4 separate regions of the Mus musculus genome follow, and regions 2, 3 and 4 are each linked to region 1. Evidence: chromatin loops called from intact Hi-C (ENCODE). Cell type or tissue: heart. All regions are shown on one strand.

The links. Peaks named below come from ENCODE experiments on the same cell type or tissue, not always from the same donor. Only the 100,000 strongest peaks of a DNase experiment are listed, where the experiment ranks them.
Region 2: a loop joins it to region 1, with 3 times the contacts of the local background. A loop is called at or near these places in 9 of 42 quality-filtered maps.
Region 3: it touches region 1 in a loop (9-fold over the local background); 7 of 42 quality-filtered maps call a loop at or near these places.
Region 4: a loop joins it to region 1, with 2.3 times the contacts of the local background. A loop is called at or near these places in 3 of 42 quality-filtered maps.

Annotation. Positions count from the first base shown.
Region 1 is chr16:15,859,350-15,867,349 of GRCm38, reverse strand. It overlaps Mzt2 (mitotic spindle organizing protein 2), which reads left to right and starts at 3,981. Exons shown (of 3, transcript NM_029354.3): 1 at 3,981-4,602; 2 at 4,807-4,952. The coding sequence starts at 4,427. It overlaps Gm41425 (a long non-coding RNA gene), which reads right to left and starts at 3,913. Exons shown (of 3, transcript XR_875934.2): 1 at 3,839-3,913. In heart, a CTCF peak has its summit at 4,345; DNase peaks (open chromatin) are centred at 3,959 and 4,759; H3K4me3 peaks cover 2,250 bases; H3K27ac peaks cover 1,948 bases.
Region 2 is chr16:14,697,665-14,705,664 of GRCm38, reverse strand. No RefSeq gene overlaps it. Among named protein-coding and RNA genes, the nearest start is that of Snai2, 4.2 kb to the left of the region's middle. In heart, CTCF peaks have their summits at 158 and 4,115; a DNase peak (open chromatin) is centred at 124; H3K4me3 peaks cover 1,096 bases; H3K27ac peaks cover 832 bases.
Region 3 is chr16:15,633,545-15,641,544 of GRCm38, reverse strand. Mcm4 (minichromosome maintenance complex component 4) reads left to right here and starts at 4,145. Exons shown (of 16, transcript NM_008565.3): 1 at 4,145-4,434; 2 at 4,763-4,924; 3 at 5,196-5,359; 4 at 5,451-5,552; 5 at 6,220-6,315; 6 at 6,401-6,496; 7 at 6,968-7,106. The coding sequence starts at 4,365. It overlaps Prkdc (protein kinase, DNA activated, catalytic polypeptide), which reads right to left and starts at 3,679. Exons shown (of 86, transcript NM_011159.2): 1 at 3,503-3,679. The coding sequence starts at 3,656. In heart, no CTCF peak of the experiment used is centred here; DNase peaks (open chromatin) are centred at 3,744 and 4,054; H3K4me3 peaks cover 2,906 bases; H3K27ac peaks cover 1,881 bases.
Region 4 is chr16:16,147,693-16,155,692 of GRCm38, reverse strand. No RefSeq gene overlaps it. Among named protein-coding and RNA genes, the nearest start is that of Spidr, 4.8 kb to the right of the region's middle. In heart, CTCF peaks have their summits at 4,796 (motif pointing right) and 6,151 (motif pointing right); no DNase peak of the experiment used is centred here.

The DNA of each region.
Region 1 (8,000 bases):
AGACGTGACGATAGTTGTAGCCAGCTATGATGTCTGCAAACCACAATGACCAACATGCACAACAGTGCTAAGGGCAGCAGTGGCATGCATACCTTGGCAGCTCTCTAGCTGGACTTACTCAACAAGAAGGAATTTATTCTTGATACTGGAAACCTAGCTAAGTATCCAGAGCTAGTGAAGTCGTGGATGCTAACCATCACCTAACTAACCTACCATAATCCCTAACAACAATCTAAACCCTTATAACCTCAGGTAAGTGTAGTCCTTACTCCTCAGGAAGAGAACTTTCCTTGGATCAACTGGAGACTTTATGGATGAGACTTGGGGTTACAGCTTGGATTAGAGTGAGCAACAGTGTTAGGTACACCATTAAGACTAGGCTTAGCGGGCTGGAGAGATGGCTCTGCCATTAAAGGCTAGGCTCACAACCAAAAATATAAGTCTAGGCTTAGTGCTAGGCTTAGTGCTGTGATCAGGCCCCAGGTTGTTTAAGGATAAGGATCCATTTAATGTCTGGGTTTAGGTTAGTATTAGGGCTATGGTTTAGATTATTAATTGGGTTAAAATTAGGGATAGTTTTAAGGACAGAGCTATTAAGAAAATGTGTGACACTGTGAGCTTGTGTGAGACTGTGTATGTATGAGTGTGAGTGGAATAGTAGTATGTTTGCATGTCATGATGTGTTTGTGTGATCATGTTTGTGTATTTCTATATAAGTATGGTTAGGTGCATGCTCAGGAATGCATAGAAATGACAGTGTACAGAGACAAATGCATAAGTATATTCAGTACAAGTGAGTGCCAGTGAATCAGCTGCACAATAATGTAAGGGGAAATTGTGACCACATGGAATAGAGTCTCTCTGTGTGTGTCCATGTGTGAATGTGTAGGAAACAATAGGTGTGAATGTGTGACTGTGGGTGAGAGAAGAAAAGTACTTAAGATTGTGTATGCTTACATGAGTGTATATATATTGTGTGTGTTTTGTGGTGTAAAAGTGTGTAACATCATGTTCAATTTACATTTTGTTGCTGTGATAGACATCATAATCAAAAGCAACTTGGGAAGGAAGGAGTGTTTATTTCAGCTTACAGTTCAGTCCACCGACAAGGGAAGCCAAAGGAGGTATGGAAAGTAGGACTGGAAAGCAGGAACCATGGGGAAAAGCTGCTTACTGGTTTGCTTCCTCTGACTTGTTTCTTTTGGTGTGCTCAGTTACCTTTTACAGTCCATACCCATATGTGCCTAAGAAGAGCATGACCCACAGTGGGTTGGGCCCTCTTTCATTAATAGAAATTAAGAAAACACCTTACACATATGACCACAGGCCAAACTGATAGAGGCAATTCCTCAATTGAGATTTCTACTCTGTTAATGTGTAAGTTTGAGTTAAGCTGAGAAAGACTAGTCAGCGAAGAGTGTATACGTATGTTCAAAGATGTATAAAGGTATTAGGGTGTTACTATGTGTGATGGTTTGTATATCCTTGGACCAGGGAGTGGCACCATCTGAAGGTGTGGCCTTGTTGGAATAGGTATAACCTGGTTGGAATGGTTGTGTCACTGTGGGTGTGGGTATAAGATCCTCACCCTAGTTGCCTGGAAGTCAGTCTTCCACTAGCCGCCTTTGGATGAAGACATAGAACTCTCAGCTCATCCTGCGCCATGCCTGCCTGGATACTGCCATGCTCCCACCTTGATGATAATGGACTGAACCTCTGAACCTGTAAGCCAGCCTCAATTAAATGTTGTTTTTTATAAGACTTGCCTTGGTCATGGTGTCTGTTCACAGCAGTAAAACCCTGACTAATACACTATGTGTATGTAAGGGCATGTTTACTTGCTTCAAGCATTTCTGTGTGAGGTTGTGTGTTTAACACACTGTGTGTGCAGTGTGAGCATGCAGGCATGTAAGCATTCAAGTGTGAGAATATATACTTGCATGCAACATGGTTGTGAATGTATATGACACTGAGTCACATGTGAGCATCTGAGAGTATAACAGTGTGAAAGAATACGTAACAATATGGGCCTTAGTTAGGGCTTCTATTCTTTTGATAAAACACCATGACCAAAATCAACTTGGGGAGAAAAGGGCTCATATTATCTCACAAGTTGTGATCCATCATCTGTGGAAATCAGGGCCTGAACTCAAGACAGAACACAAAGGTAGGAGCTGGTGCAAAGGCCATGGAGAAATGTTGCTGGCTTATTTCCCATTGCTAGCTTAACCTGCTCTGATATACCATCCGGGACCACATGCCCAGGTGCGGTACCAGCCATAGTCACCTGGGCATTCTGGTATCAGTCATCAATTAAAAAAAAGATGCACCCCAGGCTTGCCCACAGGCCATCTGATAGGGTCATTTTCTCAATGGAGGATCTTCCCAGATGACTCTATCTTGTGTCGTGTTGGCAAAACACTAGCCAAGACAGTGTGTGTGTGTGTGTGTGTGTGTGTGTGTGTGTGTGTGAGAGAGAGAGAGAGAGAGAGAGAGAGAGAGAGATTTTGTATGAGCATGTTGTGTGTACATAAATGTTTGAATTTTTAAGTGCGTATTAGTACAAGAGCCCTTTATTAAGGTCTCTAAGTCTGTGCAATTTAGTCCTCTGGACTTTCCTAAAGTTGAGGCCATGTATGATTATGTCAGAATTATATGAAAATGGCGGAGTGACTTATGTGAGGGTCCAATGACCCTACCTTGACCTTCCTTCTATGAATGGACACTGGCCATCCATGGACCTGAGGTGATATACTCCTACAAACAGGCAGAGCTGATGGCATGCAGGTAACAGTTGTCTGGCTAGGGAGATGATGCTGTGCCTCACTTCGATTTGCCTCCAGTTTGTACTCTTGGGCATTCTGACCAATAGGAGCTGGTTCCTGGAGCCATCAATCCTACAATAAACTAATGAGGCAGGGAGGCCCTACATTTACATCATGGCCACAGTTCTGCGAAAACCTGAGATATTCTGGAATCCTGCAAACAAGCACCTGATGTTCCACCCTGGGAAGCAGGTGCCAGATTAGATGCACATACATCCTGTAATGTCTGCTCCTGGAGCCAGACTCATTCCCCACAGCCCACACTGGCTCTTCACAGTCACCAGCAGCTTACTGTCACCATGGTCCTCACTGTGACAGACGCACCATTCAACATGGAAATGGTGTTTAGTCCTTAGATCTGGACCTTGGTGACTGGCCAAAGGTTCACCAAATATGAAGACCGGAAGTGCAGAACCAGGGAAGCTGTGTTCAGTATAAGGAAGAAAGAAGGAAGGCTGAGAACTGACTAGATGCTCTAAATTCTCCCCTTCCCGGTAATGAATACGTTTTCCCCTAAGAATGAAGACTATTCACCCAATATATTTTTATATTGAAAATATTTTTTCATACTCTATAATCTGATCATGATTTCCCTCCCTTACCTCCTCCCTGAACTTTGCCACTTCCCTACCTTCTCAAGTTCTCTCTCTCTCTCTCTCCCTCCTCTCTTTTCTAGCAAATAGGCACATTTAAAAAAAATCAAGCCAGAATAAAACAAATTGAAAAAATAAAAACACCAATCAACAAACATACACATACGGATACACACACATATGCAAAAGACTAGTAATGTAAAATGGACAAAGCATCAGGAGACAAAATATCTCCAAGAGTGCCCCCGCACAAATTTTAGATGCCCCTCCTGGTCCCCTTTCACTGTGTAGGCACTTCTGGACGGCTCCCCCGGTCCACTCTTTCCCGATGGCAGTGACAATCATGGTAACCGGCCAAACATTTGCAGTTCTCAACACACCGGCCAAGCTAACGTGTTGAGTTCAAAATGACCATCCTACCTATCTTCAGAAATAGACGCCGCTATCCAGACACACAACCCGGAAATAGCGTCATCAAGCTGCGCGTCAGGCCACACCCCTGCCTACTGGGAAAAGCGGCTCAACCTCCCGGGAAAAGCGCCTGCAAAAGCAAAAGCCAATCAAGTGCAGAAGCAGTTGGCCACAAGGCGCGTGCGCAGTGACGTCCTCAGTTGCTCTTTACTCCCCAAGTTTATGTATTTCGGGGTCGGGGGACAGGAGTGCGTATCCGTTTAAAAGCAAAGCTGTTTAGGGACCGTCAACAGAACTGGTAATTACACGAGATCGTGAATACTCGTCATCCAACAGGCATTTGCTAAGTACCCGGTATATGCCAGGTACTATTCTGGGGTCTGCTACCTAAGCCAGCAGTCCAAGTCTGATCGTCAGGCAGTGATCAGCTTCCCACCACCCCACCCCATGCCTAGCACACTGCCCTGTGCACAGTAGACGTTCCGAACAAGTCAAGTAACCGACTGTGTAAAGGCCTCTTGGAACTCTCGCCTCGGTGCTGGAGCTGTTGACTTGCAGAGACTCTGTCCAACACAGATCCCTTTTCAGGCTATACGAATGGCGGCGGCGGCGGCTGCTGCTGGTGGTGCTGCACTCGCGGTTTCCACAGGATTGGAGACAGCAACGCTGCAGAAGCTGGCGCTTCGGCGGAAGAAAGTGCTGGGGGCCGAGGAGATGGAGCTGTACGAGCTAGCTCAGGCTGCTGGCGCCGCCATCGACCCCGATGTGTTCAAGTGAGAAAGCGGGGGTCGGGACTTTGAGCTCATACTCCCTACAGATAATGCCGGCTTTAGGACTCCTCATTCCTGCATCTGCTACTCTAAGATATCCGTGTCTCTTTAAGGGGTTTCAAGACGGTGACCCAGCTGGCGCGACTCCTAGAGCATGTCCGCCCTGTGGCTTTCAGTATTCGCTAAGCACTGCATTTGTTTCCCCAGGATCCTGGTGGACTTGCTGAATCTGAATGTGGCTCCCCTCGCCGTCTTCCAGATGCTGAAGTCCATGTGTGCTGGGCAGCGGCTGGCAAGCGATCCCCAGGACTCGGTGCCCATATCTCTGTCTACATCCACATCAGAGACCCGAGGTTAGAGATGGGCTGGGTACTTCTGCCTAGAGGGTGGCCGAGGTGGGGAAGGAGTAGAGAACCTCGTGCCGGCTTGTCTTAGAATTGCTCAACCTGTCTATAGGCCTCCTCCCAAGGTCTGCAGACCCATCCACCTTTCAGGGACTTTAGTTGGCTCCACCTTTCGGATTGTACTGCTGGACCAAAGACTGGTCCAAGCAAGCTAGACTTGGTCTTTCTGACTCCCTCTCACCTCTTCATCATGCCTCCATTGCACAGGTAGAGGAATAAACATGGCTTTGGTCTCCATCTACCACACAGCCTCAAGGAAGTGTTCAGAGAGCAGAGCAGACAACGCCTCCCCCTCCGAGGGCCACGTCTAGCTCCTGTTCATCTCAGGCCAGGCCCGAACACCTCTCATCTGGGGATTTTTTTGGGTTGCAGGACTGAAGCCATCTGATTCCTTTGGGACAAAAAGTAGAGGTCTGACAGAAAGATTCACCCAGTTCTCAGGTGTGAATGGCCTGGTCATGAGTGGGACCAGGTGTAAGCAGATGGTGGTGAGCAGAGTGTAACAGGGATCTCAGGTCCTCCAGCCTGCCCATCCTATCTGTTACATCTGTTCTCTCTGCCTGTCGGACCCTCTGAAATACAGCTTGTCCTCCCAGACAAGTGGATGCAAGTCCAGTGCTCATTTCCTGCCTGTAAGTGCAAGAACCACATGGAAGGAATCCAGGTGGGGTAAAGTGAGCAGTCTGGCCCAGTGAAGGCAGACTGTCAGGCCTGGGGACTCACACATACACGCTGACCCACCCACTTTCTGATCAATGTGTGTCTCTGGCCTCTATCACCCTTTCTCTTTGTGGAAGAGAAACAAGGGTAACCTTTCCCTCAGGCCTGCAGCCTCTCCAGGTCTGCTCCATGGCCCTCCTCCCAAGCACCTGCCTCCCTGCCCCCACCCCTCACCCTGGTTCTCTTGCTGCCCATCTTCTCCTGTCACAGGCATTTGATTGTCTAATCTGTGGGTTTGGTGTTGATGTGCACTCTGCCGCTGGAAGTTGCCATTGTCCCACAAGGCCAGGGCAGCTTTGAGCTACAATACCAGGGCACTGTAGGCCATCCCAGCCATGCAACTCAGAACAAGGACATGTTTTCTTGCTTAGTCTATCAAAGACACAGTACTTTTAGAATATGCAATTGTACCGGTGCCCCCGGATCATCCAACACCCCCACACTTGCACACTTTAAAGATCCCTACCCAGGCAGAGGATGTAGGTCAGGGACAAACATGAGGGATCATGGTATGCTATTGGGAACATGACCTCAGCCTCTTCAACACTGTCCCTTGGCTGATTGCAAGTATGGCGTAGGGAACAGATGCCTCTCCCTAGCCTCCTTGACAACACCATTAAGAATGACATTTTGTGGTCATACACATCTACTTGTAAACTGAGTTTTCTTTCATACCTCATTTGTGGCCTGAGGTACCTCTGCAGGTATTGGCAGTATGGGTCCAGTATCAGGGTGTGTGAGTTCCCAGGGTGCATGAGTTCCCAGGGTGCATGAGTTCCCAGGGTGTGTGAGTTCCCAGGGCTTTTCTAGCTGTCCCTCTTCCATAGCCTTCCCATGTTGCTGCTCTCTCTCCCAGGTGCCACCTTTAGGTTGAGAAGGCTGAGGAGAAGGATTGGAGATGGACTACAGGATGAAATGAGAACTACCTGGTGAGGACAGGAACCACAGACTTGTTAGCTCTGGAGACTAGAAAGTCCCGAGGGACATTGTGAAAAAAGGAAGCTTAGGAATACTGGGTGTTGTGGAGCACAGGTGGGGCTGGACCTGTAGCTCATAGGCTACCAAGTGAGGCATAGAGATCACTGACTTCTGTGTATCTTAGCATCCATATGCACAATGACCAAGTATGGAACGGAAAAAGTAATAGGTGTGGTCAGACTGATCCAGCTGGAGGCATGTGATGGCCTGTCATGTCAAGTTTGTGACCATTGAGGTTTGTCATAGCTTTCCTGGAGGAACTAGATTGGTATTGCTTCAGGCTGTGAGTTAGATACTGTTCAGCCCCGCGAGTCTGTACAATGCTGCAGGCATCTTGATGCAGCAGGTCCGCCTAGATTGCTGGACCCTGGCTGTCCATGTGGCCTTTAGTGAATCACTCATGTCTAGTACAGCAGACGCTGGCCACAGTGGTCTGGCCGTGCTGAGGAAAGCAGTTTCAGTTCAGTGCTCCCCTATTTAGAGTTAGGGAAACTAGACAGTTTGAAAAGCTGTCTCTCCAGAAAGTACAAGGTGAAATTTTGAGTGTAGCCAGATATCATTCATAAACTGGACTATAAGTGTATGGACACTTAGATAAGTGTCTTGAGCCATAACAGGGCAGCTCTTGTCAAGGTTGGATTTTGAAGGACTAGTATGAAAATGAACACAACATCTCATGAATATATATGGACATATAATGAGATAATAATCAAGTTGTCCCTTGATAGCTATAGGGATTCATTCCAAGACTACTCCTCCCCTACAAATACCAAAAACTACAAATGCTTTCATATAAAGTATCTCTCATGCATGCTTGCTTTCCTTTTTCTTCCTTCCTTCTTTCCTTCCTTCCTTCCCTCCTTTCATTTTTTTTTTCTATGCTAAGAAGTGAACTTAGGAATTTTGTACTATGTTCTACCCTTAAACCCTGGTACATTCGTGTTCTACATACTAGCCATGAAAAATGCCACTGAGCTACATCTCCAGACCTTTCTGATACCTCTGAGTCACAAATCTGAGAGTACGGGTACCTGGCATGTTGTAGAAATTATTTAATTCCCAGCCCGGGGTTTCTACCCCACCTTAAACCAATTAGTTCCCAAATGAAAGACACACTCACAGCCTTTATATTTACAATAAGCCCCAAATGGCATAACACCCCCTCCCTCATCCCCTCATCCCTCTTTTCTCAGAAAAAGGAGGCTCCCCATGGATACCAGCCTACTCTGGCACATCAAGTCACAGTAGGACCAAGCACATCCTCTCCCACTGAAGCCACACAAGGCAGCCTAGCTATGG
Region 2 (8,000 bases), 1.2 Mb after region 1:
CATTAAATGTTTTCAAGAAAGGAAATCTCGGTTCTTGAGCACTGGGGAAACGTGTTTCCGCTAGGTGACCTACGGCGACTTGGCTTCCAGATGTGGGCAGTGCCTGGCAAGGCGAGGGCGGGAAGGAAGGGCGGCCCTCCGGACTGGGACCGCGCAGCCCCTAGTGGCCAGAGAGTCTATATTTGGAAGTTGCGTCTGGAGGGGGGTTATTGCACACAAGCAGCTGTAGGCTCTGGCTTTTGGGAAAGGAAGGTAAAGGCTCCCCGCAGCTGCCACAGCAGGTCTAGGGCGGCGTGCCAGAAAGTTAACTTGCTGATCGCTGCGTTAGACACTTGAAAGTAAAGCCTTACAGCCTACCCCAGGAACTGGAAGAGTGTAAAGATAAAAGGGAAGGCTGGTGCAGACTCCGACAATAGGCAAACTCTGGAAGAAGTATGGAAAGTTCTGATGAAGACATGTGACAAGACTTCCTCCCTTTGTAGCGCATGGTATTTTAGAGAAAGAAAAAAAAATATGAATCTCTACTGACAATTCTTAGTGTCTGCCGTTACTTAGTGGTGTTTTCTTTAGTCTTCAAAAGCCTCCCCCTTCCTCACGCCACATCCCTGGTTTGCATTAAAAGATGGGGTAAAGGATTCTTTTGCCAAGTTCTTTGACTGGCAGTTTAGGTAGTCCAGTAGCCAGCCGGTCACTTCACTTGCATTTGCACATAGGGGTAGGTGTAAAAATACTCCGAAGTGATTCATTTTAAAAGTGCAGTTTTCACTGTGCCCACAGGCAACTCTGTTTATTTCAATGTTACCCTGACTCTTCCCAACAAAATTGCAGAATCCAATTCCCCCACCTCCCCACCCCAAGACAACTAACTTTTTTTTCGTAACAGGTGCTGGAAGAAAACAGCGGAAACAGAATACCACCAGCGATGTTGAGACTTGCAAGAGAAAAGTGCATTGTCAAGCAGCATAACTTCTTAATCTGGGGATGAGAAAACGGGCGTGTGAGCGGGGGAGGGGGAAACCCGCAGACTTCCTGGGTTAATTTCAATGATTCCTCTTTCTCTTTACAATAGTCACTGATTTCAATGTCAAATACAGAAAGATATTTATATGAATCCTTAAACTAAGGGAACTGAATCTGCAGGTGACAAGAAAACAAGAAAATGTATTAGATTTCTTTCTAAGCTACCATGAGTATGGATCAGAGCTGGAGTCTGAGTTGACCTATTTCTAGTGGGTTTGCTCAGATTTAGACACCTGCTCTATAGGGCAAGAAATCTTGCCCCTTCCACCTAATTTCCAGTAAAACACACCGTTTGTTTTTTATCTAGTATTGAAAGAGGGCACAAAGCCACACATGACAACAGGGAACGCCAGAAGATAACCTGCTAAAGTGAGTTGTTGCAATTTAAAAAATCATTAACGATTCATTGTGCTTTTAAAGAACCAGTGAATTTGAAACAGGGAAACCAGCCCCTTTGTGTCCAAGGACCCAGGGGTTGTGTTAAATTACAGACTGCAGTCAAGTAACCTGTGTGTTCCAGATTGTGCTAGCCAGTATTGAGCTCAACTGATCTGATTCATGCCTTATCTATGTGAGATGTGTCCCACTGGCCGCAGGAGGAAGTCCACCGGCTGATGACATAAATCATGTTAAACAGAAGCTCTGCTTGGGCACAGCAGAGGAAAATTGATATTAAACTGATGTAATGAAAATGCAAGAATGGAAGCTTATCATACCCAAGGCCAGGTGGGAGGACTCTGCTATAACGGTTTCTCCCTGCAGACTTCAATAGATTGGGGTGCTGCTTTTAGTCACAGACTGCAAGATTTTGTTTGTGCAAGGCAGGGATTTGTCCTTAGATACACCAACATTTTAAATACTTCATTCTGTATTCATAGAAAAGGAGGGAAATAGACATAAAGAGAGACTGCGAGACAGACAGACACACACATACAGTCATACACAGATAAATCAATAGATGGATAGATGGATAGATAGATAGATAGATAGATAGATAGATAGATAGATAGATGATAGATAGATAGATAGATAGACTGATAGACTGACTGATTGATTGATTGATTGATTGATTGATTGATTGAAGTTAGTGGTGGGTAGCCTTTGCCAAACCAAGAAATTAGTCCTAAGCTGGAGAGAAACTGATGTTCCTTAATTAGGTAGGTTATAGAAATAACTTATAAGAGAGATACTTCTTGTGGAAGAGAACCCCAGCCAAGTCAAACTAGAGATGTCAGGTAAGTTAAATTAAGGAAGGCTAAACCTTAGAGTTTAAAATGTAATCTAAGGAAATAAATGGTCACAAATTCCTATAGCCTTTTTTAGTGGGCTTCATAACTTTTCTTCAAGCTTAAACCCACTGGAAGGTAATCTTGACTTGTTTCCCATAAAACTGACTCCTGAATCTCATGGGACCCTGGAAAGTTCATACCATCTCATTTTTCTCATTCTCTCATTTCCTGTACTTTCTAGAGTAGCTGACTAGGATGATTTGAGTCTTTCCCACAAGGCTTCCTGAATTCTTGGGGTATTTTTCCCTCCTGACTCCAGGCGGGCTGGCTTCTTCTCTTCTCTTCTCTTCTCTTCTCTTCTCTTCTCTTCTCTTCTCTTCTCTTCTCTTTTCCCTTTCCTTCCCTCCCCTCCCCTCCCCTTTCCTCTCTTCCCCTTCCCTCCCCTCCCCCTCCACTCCCTCTTCCCCTCCCTTTCTTTCTTTCTTTCTTTCTTTCTTTCTTTCTTTCTCTTTCTTTCTTCCTTTCTTCCTTCCTTCCTTTCTTTCCAGAGAAGACATGGTCATATTCTTTCAGCAGAGAAATGTCTTGGTTGGAATAGTTGGTATTTATACTATACACATGTAGGTCTTCACATATATAGAAAGATAGTGGATGGAAGCTGTCTGTTATGTTAAGAAAATGAAGTCAATCTATTTCCAAGTGAAATACCTAGGCCATGAAAAAATAGGATATCCCATATAGTGCTGGGCCCATCCCTAAAGTGAACCATAGTTCTTTGGAGGCACAGCACATGGCAGGATCATTAATACCTGTTGTGAAGAACGTGAATTGATGAAAAGTCATTGGGTTAGTCAGTAGTATCTGTACACTACTACAAAATACTATTAATTTTAAAATATGCTGGATAGGAACAAATTTTTATAATATTAACTGGAGCTTCGTTGACAGTGGTATAATTTCCTTTGTGGGTTTGTGCATGTTTATATATCTATATGAATTTAGACATATTTTCACTCCTTATTTTTAATTCAACTCAGTCTCTGAAAAAGTAAACTATCCCTTAAAATTATAGAAGTAACATTTCCTACACATACTAATTGACTTTACATTTAACTAGATAAATATTCTCTAGCATAAAAGGCAAATTTAGCAGAATCCTATGGCCATGCAGTATTCTGCTTATATACTTCGAATTGTATATTGAAGACTGTCGTTGCAATATGGAAAAAAATTACACACACACACACACACACACACACACACACACGAAAAGAGAGAAAGACAGAAAAAGAGATCATGTTTTCCCGTCGTTAAAGCTGGGCAGGTGTGTGTGCATGTGTGTGTGTGCGCATGCTTGCACCTATTGAATTTGGAATAAAAACAGTACCAATGAAAATGATGTCGGGATGCCATCCCCTGGTTAGGGATTTTTATCATTTCTTATGTATTCACTAGACAGACCCTTCCTTATCTACTAACTTTCTCTGTCTCTCAGAAGTGAGCAGGAATGCTACTCGTTGAGTAAATATCTGCACATTTGGTCAGCACTATTCGAGATATTTTAAATAGGAAGTCTTCTTTAACCTGAGAAAAAAATTTAATAGGGTGCTTTCTGCTACTCATCTGTATTTAACCTCTTTTTCCTCTTGTAGAATTTGAGTTTCCTTTCCTGCTGGGTAGAGACAATGTGAATAGTCCTTCACCTCGAGTTCACCTCTTTAGTGCTTGGTTTATACTTCTGCAGAGTAATAATGATGCTATCTATCCAATGAACAAGAAAGACTGGAAAATGTTATACCTGCCTGTATTTTATACACGGGCTCAGAGATACGTGGTTGCAAAGAGACACCTACTGGTCAGCTTTGGAAGTGATAGAGTTTTCTTTTCTTTTCTCTAACTTCTTGACAACATCTGCCACCTAGTGGAAAATAGGTTAACACGACTGTACATTAAACATCCTAATTTTTTAATCACTTCAATTTTAAATAAACTTAATTGTTTTAAATTTATTGGTATGTTCTTAACTTTAAAACTTACAATGTGACATTGCACCACAAGTTACAGTTACTTTATAAGTGAACATAGTTTTGGCATGATCAGACATTAGAAATATTTTTATTTTTAATTTTGAGTCAGCTTCTCACTATATAACCTCTGGCTGGCTTTGGATACTATGCACACATCCATCCCAAATCTAGAAGTGGATGAAGTAATAGACACAGAGTTGTTTTCAACCCTTATGCCTTTTCCAGCTTAGCTCGGCTCCAATACAGTGCTGTAATATAGAACCGGACAACACTCAGTTCTATAGGATCATATGATCATGGATAATGCTAAGAATAGCCTCTTTTTGAGTAAAGATTTACTTTTTAAAAAACTTTTGTATCTGCATGAAAGTATGTGCTCTTACGTACAGGTGTCGGTGGAGGTCAGAAGAGAGTGACAAGTTCTCTAGAGCTGGAGTTATAGAGATTTGTGAGTCACCCAACATGGATATTGGAGCAGAACTTAGGTCTTCTGTAAGAATAAAAAGTTCTGTAAGCAACTGATCCTTCTCTGCAGTCCCAGATGGTTAGTGTGAGCTTGCCAAGATACCACACATTTTTATATGCATTATTTCAGTGACCATCTCTCAAATTGTTAATCCTATAAAATATTGTTAATCCTATAAAATATTGTCCTTGTTTTTAGAAGAAAAAATAAAGTCACAAATTGTCTTTATCAAATTACACTGATATTAAACAGTGAGTATACTTTATTCATTCCTTGATATTTTCATAAATATATCTTCATCTTATTCACCCTCCATTTCTTCTCTCCAACTCATCCATAACACATCTCCTTCCTGACCTCATTTCCTTTTTGGTTTTCATTTATTTGTTCATGGTTTTTTTTTCTTTAAATCCATGGAGTTCAATTACTTCTACCCATTTGTGTGGCCATCCACTCGGGAATATGGAGCCAACTGGTTATTTCTAAAGAAAAGTGACTTTTGCTGTCCCTAGTAAAGATCATTTCTCCATAAACGCCTTCCATACTAAAATTTTAAGTGGCTTGGTCTTGTAGAGGTTTCATGCAGGTAACCATAGCTACTGTGGGGCATGTATGCTACTTTTTGTGTAAAAATTTACTTTTATTTGTTTTTATTTACTAGGAAGTAGTATGGTCTTTTGTACTATCTTCATCTTCTCAGAAATTTATATTTGTATACTTTCAATACACTTTACTAGAGGATTCTATGCCAAATCATATATGTGAGTTAAACAAATGAAGGATCAACAAGACAAAGAAAGACTCAGATTTTACCTTGAAAAAACAATGGCTAAAGATAATTTGTTACTAAACCTTTGGTTTCTTTACACTTTGTATTTTCTTACACTGAATGGCTTGAAGACATACATAGTTCATGTTGCAGGAAATAGTAAAAGAAAGTGGCATTTTCCTTCATTTCTCCGAGCTACTCTCAGCCCCTGAGGTCTTGCCAGCCAGTTTTTATCTTGTGGAGACTCTCTGACTCAGTGCTCCAAAATCTGTCTACCCAACTCACTCACTAAGTTCCCACTGGTGGGTTGTTATGGTGCGAGCTTTGTGCTTCAAAACCCCCATGGTGCACATCTGGCAAACCCATGCTTTGCCTCCATACCTTTCTCCCTTGAACCCAGCCAAATTGCCACATGAAGGAAAACACCACACAAACTTAGTTCAGAAACAATGATATCGCTGGGTGCAACAACTAGAATCCTGTAATCTTGTAAGCCATATTAAATCTGAATCCTCCGGTAGCAAATCCGCCATGATTTGCCATATAAGCTCAGAGATACTAGGACCTAAATCTTGTCCTCTCTCTATCCCAATCCAAAAAGCCCCTAACTCTCTCCTGCTTCCTCTCTTTCTCCATTCAACCTGGAAGTCCCTCCTACTTACCCAGTGATTGGTTCCTTTATTTATTTGGAGGAAGATTCACAAGAAGTCACCTGAGAATGTGACTCATTCCTTGTTCCAGATAGCCCCTTCTGGAAAACTAACATCGAAATAAACACATCACCAGAGCCATCCACAACAGGTTCATATGAAGCTCTTGAAGCAGGATCAGAAAGATGGATCACTGTGTAAAGGTTCTTGCTATCAAAGCAAAGCTGAGTTCAGTCTCAGAAATTCATGTAATGGAAGGAGAAAAGTGACTTGTACAAATTGTTCTGATTTCCATACATGCACCATGGCATGGAACATCCTTGTAGGTTCCAATGCCAAGGTCCTGTTCCCCAACTGGTTCTTGATCTGTCAGTAAAGAAGCCATGGGCCAATGGATAGGTGGAAGGGATAGGTGGGACTTCTGGGTCCCTAGAGGCTAGTGGAGATGAGGGAGAGTTTGATGTCCTTTGGAGAGAGAAAAGCCAATGCGCCATGTGAGATTTTGGGAGGAGCAGTGGCCTGAGGCTGCTCCTACAAGCTGGTACTTGGGAATGTTTAGCTGGGACTAGATGTAAATGAGCAACTAAAGTTGAGGGCAGGTTGGAAGGTGTGGAGCTAAGAATATTGATAAAGGTATGTTTTTCCTGGTGGGCTATAGTAGTGCCCAGCAGTTGTGTCAAAGGGAAAGTTAAAATTGAGCAAGTGTGTGTGTGTGTGTGTGTGTGTGTGTGTGTGTGTGTGTGTGATTTATCTGTGGGCTCAAGAGAAGTTGGGTGGGGGCTGGTAGCACGGCCTGTTCCAGGAGCTTTGGAGCTTAGGTGGGGTAGGAAAAGCTACATGCAATACATCCTCATACAGTAAATAGCAATAGATAGATAGATAGATAGATAGATAGATAGATAGATAGATAGATAGATAGATAGATAGATAGATAGATAGACAGACAGAGGGACATAGAGATAGACAGAAATATTTTAAAATAAAAGAAAAAGGCTCTTGGTGCAAACCAATCTTTGTTCATCAGCTTTGATAAGGAACCTTTCTTCCATGCTTCTTCCAGTTCTTCATCAGAAAACTTGAGGAGATCATGCTGATCTCTTTTGGTGGTAACATGAACATTTCTTTTTCCAGTTCCAGCGTTTTAGTAACCACTGTGACGGCTAGGCATGCTATGTAAGTTATAATAACCATCACAGAAGATTCATGGTGCCTTTGGAGGGAGCACCTACTTTTGTTTGCCTCCTTTTTCATTGCAGATCCATCTTGCATGGCCTGCTCATTTTTTTCTACTCTCAAGGAACTCAGCTCCTGGGGCTCCCCAAGTGTTCCCTGTCATTGATTACTGGAACTACAGGCTACTGCTGGCATCTAATACGATTTTCTCTATCAAATCAACAGGATGACACACTAGAGGCAATTTTACATGTGAATATGTTCATTCATTTTAGTACACAACTATAGTTCTAGAATTCAGGATGTCAAGGCACAAGAATCATGAGTTTGAGGCTAGCTGGGACCGGACAGTGAAAATCTGTCTCAAAAAGGAAAACAGATACATCACTACCACCACCAAAAACCCACAAGGAATTTTACATTTTAGCTACCCATATATGCAGAAATATGCCAAAAATTTTATCTTTATCTCTCCCTCATAGTTTTATTTGACAGTTTAGTTTCATTTCTTCATAATTATTTTTATGTGTTGTTGGGGATTTCTAAATGTAAATCAGCCTTGTAAATTTCAGCAAACAACCTTAGGCAATCAAAGGGTAGGAAGGAAAATTATCCTTACTTGTTTGCTTATGTTAAATTTGCTCATATTTTCAGTTTCCAGAGTTA
Region 3 (8,000 bases), 230 kb after region 1:
AACAGAACACCAATGGCTTATGCTCTAAGATCAAGAATCAACAAATGGGACCTCATAAAACTGAAAAGCTTTTGTAAGGCAAAGGACACTATCAATAGAATAAAATGGCAACCAACCGATTGGAAAAAGATCTTTACCAATCCTACATCCAGTCAAGGGCTAATATCCAATATATGCAAAGAAATCAAGAAATTAAGACTCCAGAGAACCAAATAACACTATAAAAAATGGGGTACAGAGCTAAACAAGGAATTCTCAACTTAAGAATCTCGAATGGCTGAGACACACCTAAAGAAATGTTCAACATCCTTAGTCATCAGGGAAATGCAAATCAAAATGACCCTGAGATGCCACCTCACACCAAGCAGAATGGCTAAGGACTCAGCTAGAGCTGCCGCCCTCAGGGGCCTAGACTTGTCTCATCCTCCCCAGGACACTCTTACACTACAACCTACATCTCCACCTTCACCCCCTGACACCCGCCAAACTCTGTCCTATCTTCACCAGCTCTTTCATCCTAACAGCCAAGCACTGTCCTCTTCTAAGACCCACCTACAGCCTACTCCTGAGGACTTACACTTCTTAAAATCTATCACTGCTTCTTGCAAAATCTGTCAGGCGTCTGACTCCAACTGAACGTATCGTAGCACCCCTTTTCCTATCCATCAAGCTAGAGGTTCACTTCCTGGAACTGCCTGGCAACTTGACTTTACCCACATGCCCACTGTCAGACATGCTAAGTACCTCCTGGTCTTAGTAGACACCTTCTCACCTTCTCGGGGTGGGTAGAGGCATTTCCCACAACTAACAAAAGGGCTCAGATAGTCTTTGATCTCCTCCTAGAGATCATCCCCTCCATTTGGTGTCCCAGCCTCTCTTCAATCAGACAATGGTCCCGAACTTACTTCCCAAGTTTCTCAAATACTATCTAAGGCCCTAGACATCCCCTGGCATTTTCATATTCCCTACACCCTCAATCTTCATGTAAAGTAGAAAGAACTAGCCGCTCTTTAAAAACCAGTCTTGTTAAGCTGTCACAAGAACTTCACCTTGATTGGGTAAAACTCCTACTTCTGGCTCTTTGCAGGCTATGAGCTCTCCCCAAGTGACCTCTCCTCATCTTGCCCTTTGAACTCATGTATGGACATCCAGTCCTAACTCCTGGTCTTTCACACAAATGCTCTCCCCTCTCAGACCATCTACTCACCCCATTAATTTGCCACCTCCATTCTCTCCTATGGAACTTTGCTGACCACCATCTACCTTGGCCACACACTGTGTTCTGTCCACTGCCTGTCAGCATTAGAGACCAAGTCCTTCTATCCCCTCCAGATCACTGACCCTCACCCCTCTCCCCCAAATGCCCTTTTAAGGTAATCCTCACGACACCTACAGCTGCTAAACTCCATGGACTCTCTCATTGGGTCCATCTGTCTCATCTCAAACCTTACATTCCTCCACCTAAAAATGACTCTTCTTCATACACATCGACCCTAACAGGACCATGCTCTGTTAAGTTCTGGAGGACGTGAAGACCACCTATTTTGCCCCCAATCCCAGAAAAATGAGACTCCACTCCAGCAGCCAAGCTTGACCTCACTGGATTAGACATGGGTCTCTTGTCCTCCCCCCTGCTGTTCATTTCCATCCAGGGCAGCCCTTACATCTGGCGATTCTAGGTGCAAGGAACCCCCCGCCCCATAACAGTCTTTCCAAATAGGGTCAGGAAACTCCTCCGTAGCCGGATGCTAGGAACCTATCCAAATTGCTGTCATCTGTTATCCCATCTAAATATAATGATTTCTATACTTGCTTTCTCTTTTACCACATAAAAGATTATTGTAGAAAATGGCCAGACAATATGGGGGCTGCCCATATTGGTTTTGTCAAATACATATGCTAGGATCACAGACCAATCATTTCTTCTATCAACACAAGACACTCTTTTTCTGCATACAAGACCCATGGGATTCCAGGTGGGAGACAGGAGTTGTTGGTCGATTCTTTGGCAGCTGGGGTGCTTCAGAACTGATGGGGGCTAGATGTCCTGACAGCTAAATAAGGTGGTCTTTGCCTGTTCCTTCAAGAAAAATGCTGTTTCTACATCAACCAATCCAGGACAGTGAGAAATAAAACCCAGGAGCTACAGTCAGACATAGAGAACTTCAGGGACCGTGAGGCCTCCAGTTCTGGGATTTTTGAAAATCCTATATGGAAGTGGATGCTCCCTTTCATTTTTTGTTTTTGTCTTTTGTTGTTGTTTTGGGTTTTTTGTTTTTATTTTTTGAGACAGGGTTTCTCTGTGTAGCCCTGGCTGTCCTGGAACTCACTTTGTAGACCAGGCTGGCCTTGAACTCAGAAATCCGCCTGCCTCTGCCTCCCGAGTGCTGGGATAAGCACCTTTCCTAGTCATCTTCCTGGTGTTATTTGCTCCCTGCCTCATTAATCTTGTTTCTACATTCCTTCAATGAGAAATACAAAAAATTCCTAACCAAATATTAATCAGCTCCTGTTACAGTATTGCCAGCTGCTGCCCACAGAAGAGCTGCTGTCCACAGAGGAACCTGATGTGAACGTTTACCAAGTCGATCCCGATGGTGAAAACCAGCTACCCCCCAAAATTGACACCCTAGACAACAGGAAGCAGCTTAAGAGACACAACACCCTTGCTCCCTTTTCACCATGGCTTTCCCCTCCCTTTTTCTTTCCTTCTCTTTATTATAACAAGGGAGGTATGTTGGCATCAGGACCTCCCAAACCTATGACATCACATAGGCGACAGCAAGGCCAGCAGACCTGTTGCCAAGACATCAGGCACCATATTCCCAGAATATCCACTTGGCTCACCTCCCACCTTTACCTGTGTTGTCATTTTCCATATAAATAAAGGGAATGTCCCTCCCTCTCTCACTCTCTCTCTCTCTGCGCCTTCTCTTTCTGCCACCCCCTCCAAACCTCTTACACGTGGAACTGTTTTTGGCCCAGTGTGCTGTGTTCAGATTCGAGCCTCTATTTTAACACATCAATTACTAAATGGTTAAAAAGAGCAAGGCACGTGTGGTACCTCACATCTATAACCCCAGTATTTGAAGGCTTGTTCTACATACATAGTAAATTCCAGACTATCTTGGGCTATAGCCCAAGATAGGAAATACCTAACCTAAAAAATAAAAATGTCTACAGAATTGCATGACTTTCATTAATTTTTGCAATTATTCTGAAAACATGGTGCAACGAAAAAAGGATTTTTGTCAAGGTCCTATTGAGTTCAAGCGAGTTTATTCTGGAAGAAAATACTTCCATCTTGCACTCTCATCCAACTTTGGATAAAAATGACTACCAAACTTGGTGGTCATTTTCCAACACCTGTTTTAAAGCATCTTCCTCAGATACTAGGAAGAGAGCAGTATACACATCTACCAATTCCATAAACTTTACGGGACGTTGACTACACGCACCACGGAGAGAAACGCTGAGCCCTGCGTCTAGGGACCTTACCCACCCTGCACTGCAGAGCTAGTGCTCAGCACGCACTCCTGCCCCAGACTACGAATCAGCTGGTAACTGGCCCCGGCAGCACTGCAGCGGTCTGCTGCGGACAGGAACTCCTGCAGCTGCAGTAGCCAACACCGTACGCCGGTTCCCTCCTCCGCCATCACGCCGGCACCGCTTCGCGCATGCGCGTCTCAGCACTCTAGCCAGCTCTTCCCTGAAGGCCCAGCCGGAACTGCTCCCTTATACTCTCGCGGGGGTGGGGGGGTGAAGACGCGCACCGGCCTGCAGATCTGTAGCGTTTAACATGTACACATCGGAATGCAAAGGGACAGAACCAGTCTAACCATGCGGAGATATCACAGATTGGTGTTTGCACTCGGGACAACGCAAATGTAAACACACAAGGGAGTTGTGCCGGCCCCGGGTTTCCCGCCAAAACGCAATCCCGCTGCAGGCTGGCCCATCCAAGGCGAGGGGCGTGCAAGTGAATCTAGGCTGTAATTCCTAGGTAGCGGTCGAGAACTCCCCCTCCGGCTTGCAGTGGCGCCTTCCGGAGGCGGAGCTACACGCCTTTGCCGCTGTGATTGGCCGGAAACCTTTTCTCAGAGTTCACTTACGGCGCTTTCCGGAGGCGGAGCTACGCGCGCTTGCCTCTTTGATTGGCCAGGCGTCTTCGGTCGCTGTGACGACAGAGCGGCTGGCGGGAATCGCTTCACCCTGCGGGCCCAGGAACGTTCTCCTGGGTGGCGCAGAACCCTGACTCGCCGTTTTGTGCGCGTTTGCAACTAACCCGGATCCGAGGTACGAGAGGTCCCGGAGCGGGACAACTGAGAGCCAGATTTCTTTTGTCGCGCAGCAACCACAGCACCATGTCGTCCCCGGCATCCACCCCGAGCCGCCGCAGCAGCCGACGCGGACGAGTCACCCCAACCCAGTCCCGTGAGTTCCCTCCTTCATCTGCCCCCTTTCCGCCTCGTGTCTCTTCCCGCAGCACTGTGGAAAGTCCTGAGTCCTTCGAGCCTGGTGTGTGGTTGACAGGCCTTGAGCATATAGTAGCCTCTGTCACCCACATACTGGGCTCTCGTCTCCAGGCAGTCTGGCGTGGTCAGTTCAGTTGACCCACCTTTTCCTACACCTTGTCCCTCTGTTCCAGTTTGAGGGTTTTGGGGGGGGGGTGTTCTTGTTTAAGTAATATGACTACCCTAAGGCACTTCCTGGAAGACTAAGCTTGAGCGTTGATCGTCTTTTTTGTTTTGTATGACGGAAGTTCGAAGTGAGGAAAGCAGGTCGTCACCCAATCGGAGACGTAGAGGCGAAGATTCTTCCACCGGAGAGCTACTGCCAATGCCCACCTCACCAGGAGCCGACCTGCAGAGCCCACCTGCACAGAATGCCTTGTTTTCCAGCCCTCCTCAGATGCATTCTTTAGGTGGGTCAGCCGTCGGTTTTGCTGGTTTACCAGTTGCTATTATTCTGTGTGTACTGATAGATTCTTCACTGAAACACCTGAGGAGAGAAGCAGAGTTGGTACATTTTAGGACCTAGTGAGCAAAGAAAGCATACTTTATAGTAGAACTACAATTGGGGTATGAAAGATTGCAGTAAAGTATTCTGTTTAAATTGTCAAACAGCATTCCGGAATTGGGATTTGATGTGCTTATGGGGATTTCATGGTAAAGCTAAATATCTTGTCTTTATAGCTATTCCTTTGGACTTTGATGTTAGTTCACCATTGACATATGGCACTCCCAGCTCGCGAGTGGAAGGAACCCCAAGAAGTGGGGTGAGAGGCACACCTGTAAGGCAGAGGCCAGATCTGGGCTCAGCACGAAAGGGTTTGCAGGTGGATCTGCAGTCTGATGGCGTGAGTACAAAGCAGATCTCTGATGGTGTTACCTTGAGAGCATAAAGTAGGTCATCCCATTAACATGTTTCTATCCTCGCTTTCTCAATAGGCAGCAGCAGAAGACATCGTACCAAGTGAACAGTCTCTAGGCCAAAAGCTTGTGATTTGGGGAACAGATGTGAATGTGGCAACATGTAAAGAGAATTTTCAGGTAAGCTTATGTACACTAAAACTCAGTCTGAGACTTCGGGTGAAAGTATAACCTATGTGTGAATAGCCATGGTGCATAATAGCAGGTTGTTAGTGGTCTAGATTTTATTCCAGAAAAGGGATATGCCATGCGGAAAATGGTGATATACTTTTTTTTTCCTTAGTTCTTGGTATTTCAAGATGGTTTTTCTATGTTCCCCTGGCTATCCTGGAGCTGGATCTGTTAACCAGTCTTTCCTGGAGCTCACACACGCATATGCCTTCTGAGTGTGATTAAAAGTGCATGCCACCACGAGCAGCTAGGTAGTAAATGCTTACAGCAAGTCCAAGGCCAGCCTGTGCTTCTTAATGGGATCCCTGTCTCAAACCCAAAACAGAGAAATTATTTTTGTGTACAGATAGCTATATACTCATAAAAAATTTGTCACATATTTATTGCTGGGGGCAGGGGTACCTGCCCTTCACAGCTTTTATTTGGAGGTTTCAGGCCAGTTTGTAGGGGCTGGTTCTTCCCGCTGTGAGGGTTATGGAAATCAACTCAGGTTGTCAGGCTTCCAGCCAAGCATCCTTAGTTACTGACCATCTTGCTGGTCTCATTGTTTTGCATTTTAATAATAGTTACATATTCCTAAGTTCATTAATGCTTAGTATTGTTTCTCTACATCTAGAGATTCCTTCAGTGTTTTACTGATCCTCTGGCCAAAGAAGAAGAAAATGTTGGCATAGATATTACTCAACCTTTGTACATGCAACAACTTGGAGAGGTAATCAAATATGATTTACAAGTGAAAGTTTTGGTTTTTGAGATAATATAATTAGTAAAATACGACTTGTCCATATGTCTTACAGATTAATATTACAGGAGAGCCATTTTTAAATGTGAACTGCGAACACATAAAATCATTTAGCAAAAATCTGTATAGACAGCTCATCTCCTACCCACAGGTGAGAAGTTGACTTTGAGCTTCCAGATCATAGTAAAGGTTCCTGGAAAGGAGAATTTTACATTTGGGTAAAAGGCTGCTTGCTAAGGTTGACTATTTTCTAAAACTGTCAACTGCAGTTAAAATGAATATGTTTTATATTTGCTAACGAGTAGTATTTCTTAAAAATAATGAGTTTTATTAGTGGTTTCTTGGGTATCATGAAGTAAATTATCTTTTTTGGGTTGGGGATGGGGTGTTAATTGGGAGCTGGTGAGGCAGGGTAGTGTTCAGGAGCAGTTTTGTAGTTGAAGAGAACCTTGAACTCCTGATTCTGTGGAGCCCAGAAGAGGGTTTCTGACCCCTGGAGCTAGAGTTAAGGGGTTTACGAGCCACCTGATAAAAGCGCTGAGACCTGAGTCCTATCGTCAGAGCAACAAGTGCTCTCAACTCCTGAGTCACCTCTTCATCTCCTACATCTTTGTTTTTACAGGAGGTTATACCAACCTTTGACATGGCTGTCAATGAGATCTTCTTTGACCGTTATCCTGACTCCATCTTAGAACATCAGATTCAAGTCAGACCTTTTAATGCGTTGAAGACAAAGAGTATGAGAAACTTGAATCCAGAAGGTAATATATTTAGTAGTGTAAAATGCCTTATGTAGAAAGAGATCTCAAGGATTGTGTAGCATTAAATTATAAGTTGAAAAGATTTATTCTGTATACTTTCATGAACTTGGTATGCAGTTTTTTAACTTAACTGGAATACCTGATAGAAATGACTTAACAATTTGTTACTCTGTAATTAATTTATTCAAATATAATAAATTGCTAGTTAGTAGGTATGCACTTTTTTCATCACTGATGAAAAATTCTGAAGACCCGAAAAGTGGCTCAAATATAAAAGCAGTTGCTGAGCAAACCTAGTGTCTGAGCTCTCCTTTAAACCTAAGAAAGAATTCTAGCTTGGGGATAAATCATACATGGGCAGAAGGTAAGCGTCTGTGCCTAAGGGGATAGGCAAAGTCCTGGACCGTTTGAAAAGTGAATGTGGTAGAATTTCTTTTAGATAACAGAAATCAGTGATGAAAGTAGAAAATGCTGTTTGCATCTGTGACTGGCTGAAGCAGGGATTTCTGAGCCAGTGTTTAGGACAAAAAAGCCTAGCTCTAGAAAATTTAGAATCTCAACAGAGAATTTAAGTTTTCTTTCAAAGTAAGTAGGAAAATCCTAGAAGAGAAAGATTTTTCTACTCGTGTATGTAATTCAGTGAAGCACATGACATCTGAGTTCATTTAGATTCTGATGGTGGCTCAATTCTGGGACATTAGGATTCTAACTTAGACATTTTATGGTGCTGTAAGCAGGTCAGAATTACCTGTTTTCATGTGTGATGGTTATAGTGTAAATTAGTGGTAGATCACTCTTCTATGTGTGTACCATTAAAAAAAAAAAAGGAGTGAGGAAGATAGCTCCTAGGTAAAATCTACTTTTACAAAAAATACTTTTTTAGAAGGCAAGGAT
Region 4 (8,000 bases), 290 kb before region 1:
AAATAACCCCATTAAAAAATGGGGCTCAGAACTGAACAAAGAATTCTCACCTGAGGAATACAGAATGGCAGAGAAGCACCTGAAAAAATGTTCAACATCCTTAATCATCAGGGAAATGCAAATCAAAACAACCCTGAGATTCCCCCTCACACCAGTCAGAATGGCTAAGAACAAAAATTCAGGTGACAGCAGATGCTGGCAAGGATGTGGAGAAAGAGGAACACTCCTCCATTGTTGGTGGGATTACAAGCTTGTACAACCACTCTGGAAATCAGTCTGGCGGTTCCTCAGAAAATTGGACATAGTACTACTGGAGGATCCCGCAATACCTCTCCTGGGCATATATCCAGAAGATGTTCAAACTGGTAAGAAGGACACATGCTCCACTATGTTCATAGCAGCCTTATTTATAATAGCCAGAAGCTGGAAAGAACCCAGATGCCCCTCAACAGAGGAATGGATACAGAAAATATGGTACATTTACACAATGGAGTACTACTCAGCTGTTAAAATGAATTTGTATTATACATTGGCAAACTGAGAATTAACATGTAATATAGTTAGTAAATATAACAGCATCATTTTGGGGTCAGTAGAATTAAGTCCCTGTTGTCTCCCCAAGGTTCCTTGATGTCTGCTTCCTCTTCCTCTTGGAACATCTCCTCTTGATGGGTTTGTTGTCTCCATTCAGACACTTTATTTGTGTGGGGGTGTGTGTGTCTCTGGAATGCTGTCCTAGTCAGATGCGTCAGAGTAGGAGCCATCTGGGACTTCATTCATTTTCTGGGAAGACACAAGCATAACTTCTCCTAATGTTAGAATACTGGACCATTTCCATGGATTAGTTTCTAGATCTTTCCTCTTAAAATATATTTTAGGCTGTGTCTCCTTTAGGGTAAAATGCTGTTGGGCAACCAAAAAATTTATCTTTTAAAGTGGAAAAAATAAAGTTAGAATTGCTAAATGTAACATAGTATGTGGGGATTTAAGTGGGGGTATATAACCACCTCCCTTTTAAAATTGGCCACTTAAGGATTTCATGGAGTTGTTCCACAATAGCTTGACCCTGTGGATTCTAAAGGATTCCAGTAACATGATTAATTTCTATAAATTGCAAAATTCTGTAAAGGAATTATGAAAGGAAAAGATGCCAGTGAATTATTAATGGCATCTGATCTTGTTCCACCCCTGTGAGCAGAAGAAATAATCATATTAGAAATTGTTACATGAACATATCTCAAATATTCAAATTCTGAGATATGAGTAATATCTGTTGAATGGCATTATCATTTAAAACCTGAGCATTAATTCTGTAAGTAGATGGTAGTGGTGTGAGAGAATAATAAGAAAGTGAAGAAGGTCATGAGACTTTTGATAGGCCCACAAAGAAAGCATTAGTAAATGTTAATGATCCTGGGAAATAAGAATAAACATGAAAATGAGTTATGAAAAAATATTGAACTCCTGGTTATATAAACAGCTGAAGGGAGAGAAATGACTGTGAGATAATGTGAACAGGGAGTTGGGTTAGGTCTCGAAGTTTCTAAAAGTGAAACAGTTTGAGCACAGTATACAGATTCAGTTAAAATATTCAAAGAACGAGAAACATCTAACAAAAGCTGAGTGATTACAGTGAGGTCAGTATTGAGCTGTATAACAAGGAGTGGGTACAAATTTCTGTCTGTCTGTCTGTCTGCCAGCCTGCCTGCCTGTATCTCATGGGGAGAACATAGAATTTGTATACAAAGTATAAGCTCCTTGTCCTTTTGAAGAGCCATCTATAAAAGCATTAAGAACAATATCTATAGAATTTTTAGATGTAGTTTTAGGTAATATATGTGGGGTATTGTCAAAAAGTATTAAAAGGAGATCTTTAGGATAATTTATACATCTTGAGTACTATGTTAATGCTACCTACCAATTATTACTGGTGTAGAAAAATAATAAGTCTGCAATTATTTAACATTAATAGCACAATGATTTCTGCAGCTCTTTAGCAGTAAGCTAAGACATTATTATATTATAAATCTATAATATTATAAATCTATAATTTCTTATAAATAGTTACATATTGTAAAGAATTATGACATGCATACATGTTTATAATATCATCACCTTGTTGGTATATAATTTCAGTAGGTGATGAGGAGGAAGAAAGGATAAGTAATTAATAATAAAATAAGGTATTAATTTTATGAGCTACCACTTCAGCAGCAGAATTATTTAATAAACTAAAACTCTATGCTTTGAGTGTTATGTTTCTTATGGTATTTAATCAAGAGTCTCCAGAAAGAAATGAAAGATCAGAGTTAAATCTTTAGTAGTAATAGGCAGATAAAGATGTACATAATTGACATAGTTCAAATATTTTTGGTAAATAATTGAAGGTTCATTGTTTGGGAAATTCTAAGTGGAGATGATGATGGCATATTTGTTGTTTAGTAATAGTGTATCCTGAATAGTGTAACTTATAATTATAAGTTAAATGCTTTGTACTTTATCCAGAGCTATGTTCAAATTTTCCTTTTTCTGTTTGTTTACTATAAAAATTAAACAGTCATTTAAGTCATCATTAAGATTAGATGAGCTGGAGAGTATAATGCCATCCACATAATGAATAATGAGTACTTTCAGAAATTTATTCAGTACTGGCTAAAATGCTTTATGTACATTATATTGGCATAGATAGAAGCTATTTTTCATCTTTTGTGGGAAAACCTTCCATTGATATCAAGTCATTGGGTGTTGATTGTTTAAAGTAGAAACATAAAATGAAAATTGTTTCTTACCATTAGGATGTAAGGGAATAGAGAAAAGGCAGTCTTTTTTTTTTTTTTTTTTCGAGACAGGGTTTCTCTGTGTAGCCCTGGCTGTCCTGGAACTCACTTTGTAGACCAGGCTGGCCTCGAACTCAGAAATCCACCTGCCTCTGCCTCCCCAAGTGCTGGGATTAAAGGCGTGCGCCACCACCGCCCGGCTAAAAGGCAGTCTTTTAAGTCAAATATAATAGTGCATTGTCCTTTAGGAATCAGTAGGAACAGGAAGCTCTCCTAGGTCACCTTTTCTTTTCCCTTTCTTAACCAAATATTTAGTATGTGCATGTGTGTAATGTATGTACATGCATATATGGTTAAATGTATTTAGGTACACTTTCCGTGTGTGTCTCTATGTGTGCACATATGCATATGAATGGAGGGCCAAAGCTGACTTCCGAAGTCATTATTATTCACTCTCCAACTTTTTCATTAAGGCAGGGTCTCTCATTTGTAGCCAGACCTTGTGAAAATGGCTAATTTAGCTAGCTGCCCTATGTCAGCTTCCTCTATATCTATGTTCTGAGTGATGAAATTACAGATGGCCACAAAGCCCACCTGGAATCCACAGGAGTTCCAGGGATCCAACATCTTTACCCTCATGCTTGTGCAGCAAGCATTTTTTTACCCACAGAATGCTATATTCAAGCGTGAAAATATTTTTGAGATAAATAAAGCCCATTGTTATTTTGAAGAGGTTTTGGGAATCCAACATGAGGACTGACTCTTTTTGATGAGGACTCAACCACTTCTTTTGCTTTTTCTGTCCAAATGTATTGTTTCTACCTCAGAAAGGCATCTGAATAAAATCTATTTGTCAATATTTCCCCAGGGAATGTGCATCTCCTTTGCATGAATTTTAGTAAGGGTAGTTCTTTGACACTATCTCTGGGTCACAACAAAGGCAAAGATAACAGGTCCTGGTTACTTGCTTGAGGATTTTAGTCCTTTCCTACCAAAGGTTTGAGTGACTAGAGCAGTTACTGCCTTTTTTCTTGAGAGGCATTCCTTAATAGTTTCTCATTGGTCTGTTTGGGGGAACCAAATTTTATGTTCCCCTGGTGTGTATCAGCCATTTTCAAATCCTTTATCTCTTCACTGGGTTGTGTTTCCTTTTTGTTTCAGTATAAGTTGGGATTATGTTTAGCTGTAGGACAAGTGGTGTTATAGAAATCTGCTAACTTTTGGAGTTGCACAAGTATAATTATAAAGTTATCTCCCTGGTGTTCCCTGGGGTGCATCACTAACATTCTCTGCCGTCCCCCATGGTGTTGTGTATTACCACCACTCTGGTGCCCACTGTGGTGGTTTTTGGCCATTTTCTGGTATTCCCCTATTACCACCACTTTATGGCATCCATCTATAGTATATTGCTACCACTCTCTAGCCCCCCCCCCATAATATATTACCACTAATTTCTGGAATTCCTCTATAGCATACTACCCTCATTCTCTGATGTCTCTCTCTAGTGTATTATCACCATTCTCTGGTGTCCCCACCATATAGTATATTCCCACCAATCTCTGGTATTCCCTATAGTATGTTACCACTGCTCTCTGGTGTTTCCTTATATGCACTCTCTGGTGTCCCCCTGTAGTACATTACTACCATTCTCTGCTGGGATTCTGTCTGGCTTTTACTTGTGCAGTGTGATATTACTAACATTCTCTGTATTCATATGTGCATCAGTCCTGTTTCTTTGGAGTCATCTTCTACCTTTTGCTTTTAAAGTCTTTCTGTCTCTTTTACCTATGTCCAGGAGCCTTGAGGGGATGAGTTTGATAAAAGCATTCTATATAGGGTTGAGTGCTCCAAAGTCTCTCACTCTCTGGACATTATCCATTCTCTGTGTTAATTAACATATATGAAGTCAAACTTCTTTGATGAGAGTTCAAGAACTCACATTTTAAATCCTAAGCAGAAAGTAGAAAGAGTGGCTCAAAATGGCATGGGTCTTTAAAGTTTTAAAGTCTGCCCCCAGGGGGCATACCTCTACTAACAAAGCAACATCTCTTAAAACTCCCCAACAGAATGTACCACCAACCAGAGGCCAAGTATTCAAATGCCTTAGACTGTGGTGAATATCTCATTCAGGCCACCACAATGTGCTGTTAAAAATAAAGATTTTTTTTTTGTGTGTGTTTTATTATGACAGTTGTTTATTGTTTTTCTCTGTGTCTGGTTTCTAATTAGAAAAAATAGTCTTAAAAGACATTAAAAGTTTATTTAAAAATTATCTATGTCAATGTGTCTAAGTTTTGTATAACATCTAGATCTTTTTTTTTTTTTTTTTTTTCAAGACAGGTTTTCTCTGTATAGCCCTGGCTGTCCTGGAACTCACTCTGTAGACCAGGCTCGCCATGAATTCAGAAATCCACCTGCCTCTGCCTCTCAAGTGCTGGGATTAAAGGCATGCGCCACCACTGCCCGGCAACATCTAGATTTTAAAGCACAATTTATGCTTCAATACTTTTTAAACTGACATTCAACAACCATAATTAGAGACTAAAGCCAGTGAGGGTACAATCACTCAAAGGACAGCCAATATTTTCACCCTTGTTTTTAGGCTTAGTTCTAGGGAATGATGGAACAGCTCTCAAAGCATTCTACAGCTTAGATGAGATACTTATCTTCTTGACCATATAGACCATGGATACCTCCGAGGCTAAATGTTAGCCAGCATATATTGTGCAAATAGGAAGTGCTGATTCTAGAGTCAGCAGAACCAGGCACTCCAGGTGAGGGGTGTTGCTCCCTTTACTGGTTTTCTATTCCAAATAGCTTATGCAGGGACAAAGCAGCAATGATAAACATACACTTTCTCCAGATGTGCTCACAAGTCTCATGGCCAAATGGAAACTGTATGCATAATGTCCTTAAATGTGATAAGCTAGGGGGAAAACCTCATCTTGCCATGGCATTACTTGGGCAAGTGGAGGGAGGCATTGCTCCCTGAAGAGTATACAAAAATCTAAAGGAGAAGAATTCATAAGGAGGATAATGTAGGAAAGTCTATGTCATATTCAGGCTCCAAGTTCTATGTATGTAAATGCATTCAGATAGATTCATCTAAACTCATCAGTATTGATAACCTTCAATCATGCTTTGGTTTGTTGCATTATTTTTCATCTGATACTGTTGGCACTCAAACGACTAAGCTTTACACTCTCTTCCTTTTAATGCATTTCACCATCATCATTTTTCTTGAAGTTGTTCTTTTCTATCTCACTAAATTGTGTTGAAAAAAGATTTAATTTATTTTTATTTTATATTTATGGTTGTTTTTCCTGCTTCTATGTCTGTGTACCAACCATATGCATTCATTGTTCACAGAGTCCAGAAGAGGGCAGTGGATCACATGGAACTGAAATTGAAGTTATTGGCAACCAAACCTGGGTCTTCTGCAAGAGCAACAATTGCTCTTAACCTCTAAGTCATCTCTCTAGCCCCATTTGCCATATTCTTAATATATAGCTATCAGCATTAAAAAAAAAAACACACACACACACACACACAACCATAGCCCTGAGAACAAACTATAAAGAATGACTATCCTGAAATGCACACAGCCATGGCTTTCATGGATCTCTCCTTGATTGGATTATCAATTTACATAATCATCTTATTCTTGCTTAAGCCTAGCATTTCAATCTTGTAAAATTTGTGTCACCTAGGACATGCAACCATTTCAAACTAAACTCTCTGTGGTGCAGGATTCCAACTATTTCCTTCTATAGAAAATACATAGTCTCTTTCCCAATCAACAGATAAGGTTGGGAGTTTTGTGGTCCTTTTTAGGTAGGTCTGCGCCTCTCAGCCTGGAATTGGCTGTAGAGGATTCATTGATCATAATTGTGCTTGCCAAAAAGACATTTGGGATCCCAGCTCTCAGGAAGGAATTATGGCAGGAGAGAACAGACTAGAGAAAATTATATCAATATTAATATATAAAAGAAATCAATAAGCAGAGAATGGCAAGAAGCCACCCCCAACCTGGTATTCATTCAACAAATGGAATATATTCATTGAAAGCCCAAACTTGTATGAATATTGTACATAACCCATAAAAAGTGATAGGCCTCTGACCCAGTGTATCTGGAACACACTTGTTTGTTTGTTTGTTTGTAGCTCACTCTCATTCTTGGGAGTGTTTCAAATTTTTACATAGACTATATCTGTATTTCTAATCACAGAGCCATGGTCCAATTCATTGCAGTAGGACACAAGAACCTATATACTTCAGCAGGCATTCCTGGAACACTCCAGTAGACCTCACATCTATATCTATAAAAGTTTGGATAGAAATATTCAGGGAAGGTGAGAGTTATAAGAGGAAGTGACAAGCTAGCATTGTATTAGTGCTGCAGAAGGACTACAAACCAATAGCAAAACCACATATTCTAGAAAGACTAAGAAAACTATTCCAAGAGAAAACTAAACTTGGTGTTTCCTTTCACGTAGCCTAAGACAGCCTTGAATTCACTACTTTTGGGAATTTGGGAAAATTGTAATTCTCTAAAATATCAGCCCATGGGAAAAGAAGGGCAGGATTTTTTTTTTTTTTTGCAACTCGGACTTTAAAAACAAACAAACAACAACAAAACAAATATTATTTTGCCATGTGCGGTAGTGCACAGCAGTAATCTCAGCACTCAGGAGGCAGAGACAGGAAAATCTCTGAGTTGAGGCTAGCCTGGTCTACACTGTAAGTTCTAGGATAGTCAGGGCTAAGTAGTGAGAGACCCTGTCTCAACAAACACAAACAAACAAGCTAACCAGTGGAAGAAACAAACAGAAACCCAAAGCAGACAGAAAACCCCACTGTCTTGTGTTACGTCAGTAAGCCAGTCATTTTGTCCTTTTTTCTCCTATGCTGTAGTCCCCCTTTGCAGAATGGCATATCAAAAACTGCTCCACTTGCAGTAGTATTTTTAATTCATTAAGGGCCTTGTTTCCCACTCTGCCTATCTTTCAGTTAGAGAATAAAGTCACCACCCAGGCTCTAAGCTCCTCTTCTGTACACATCTGTAAATACAACTTTCTGAGAATCCTTTCCATTGTCCACTCCAAGTTTTCAACAATATAGTTTATTTAATATTTTCTTCAATATATATCTTTATAGAATATGCCTCCGCTAATCTAGTTTCTACTTAAGTCCCATGCAAACACATTCTTGACAAGGACTTA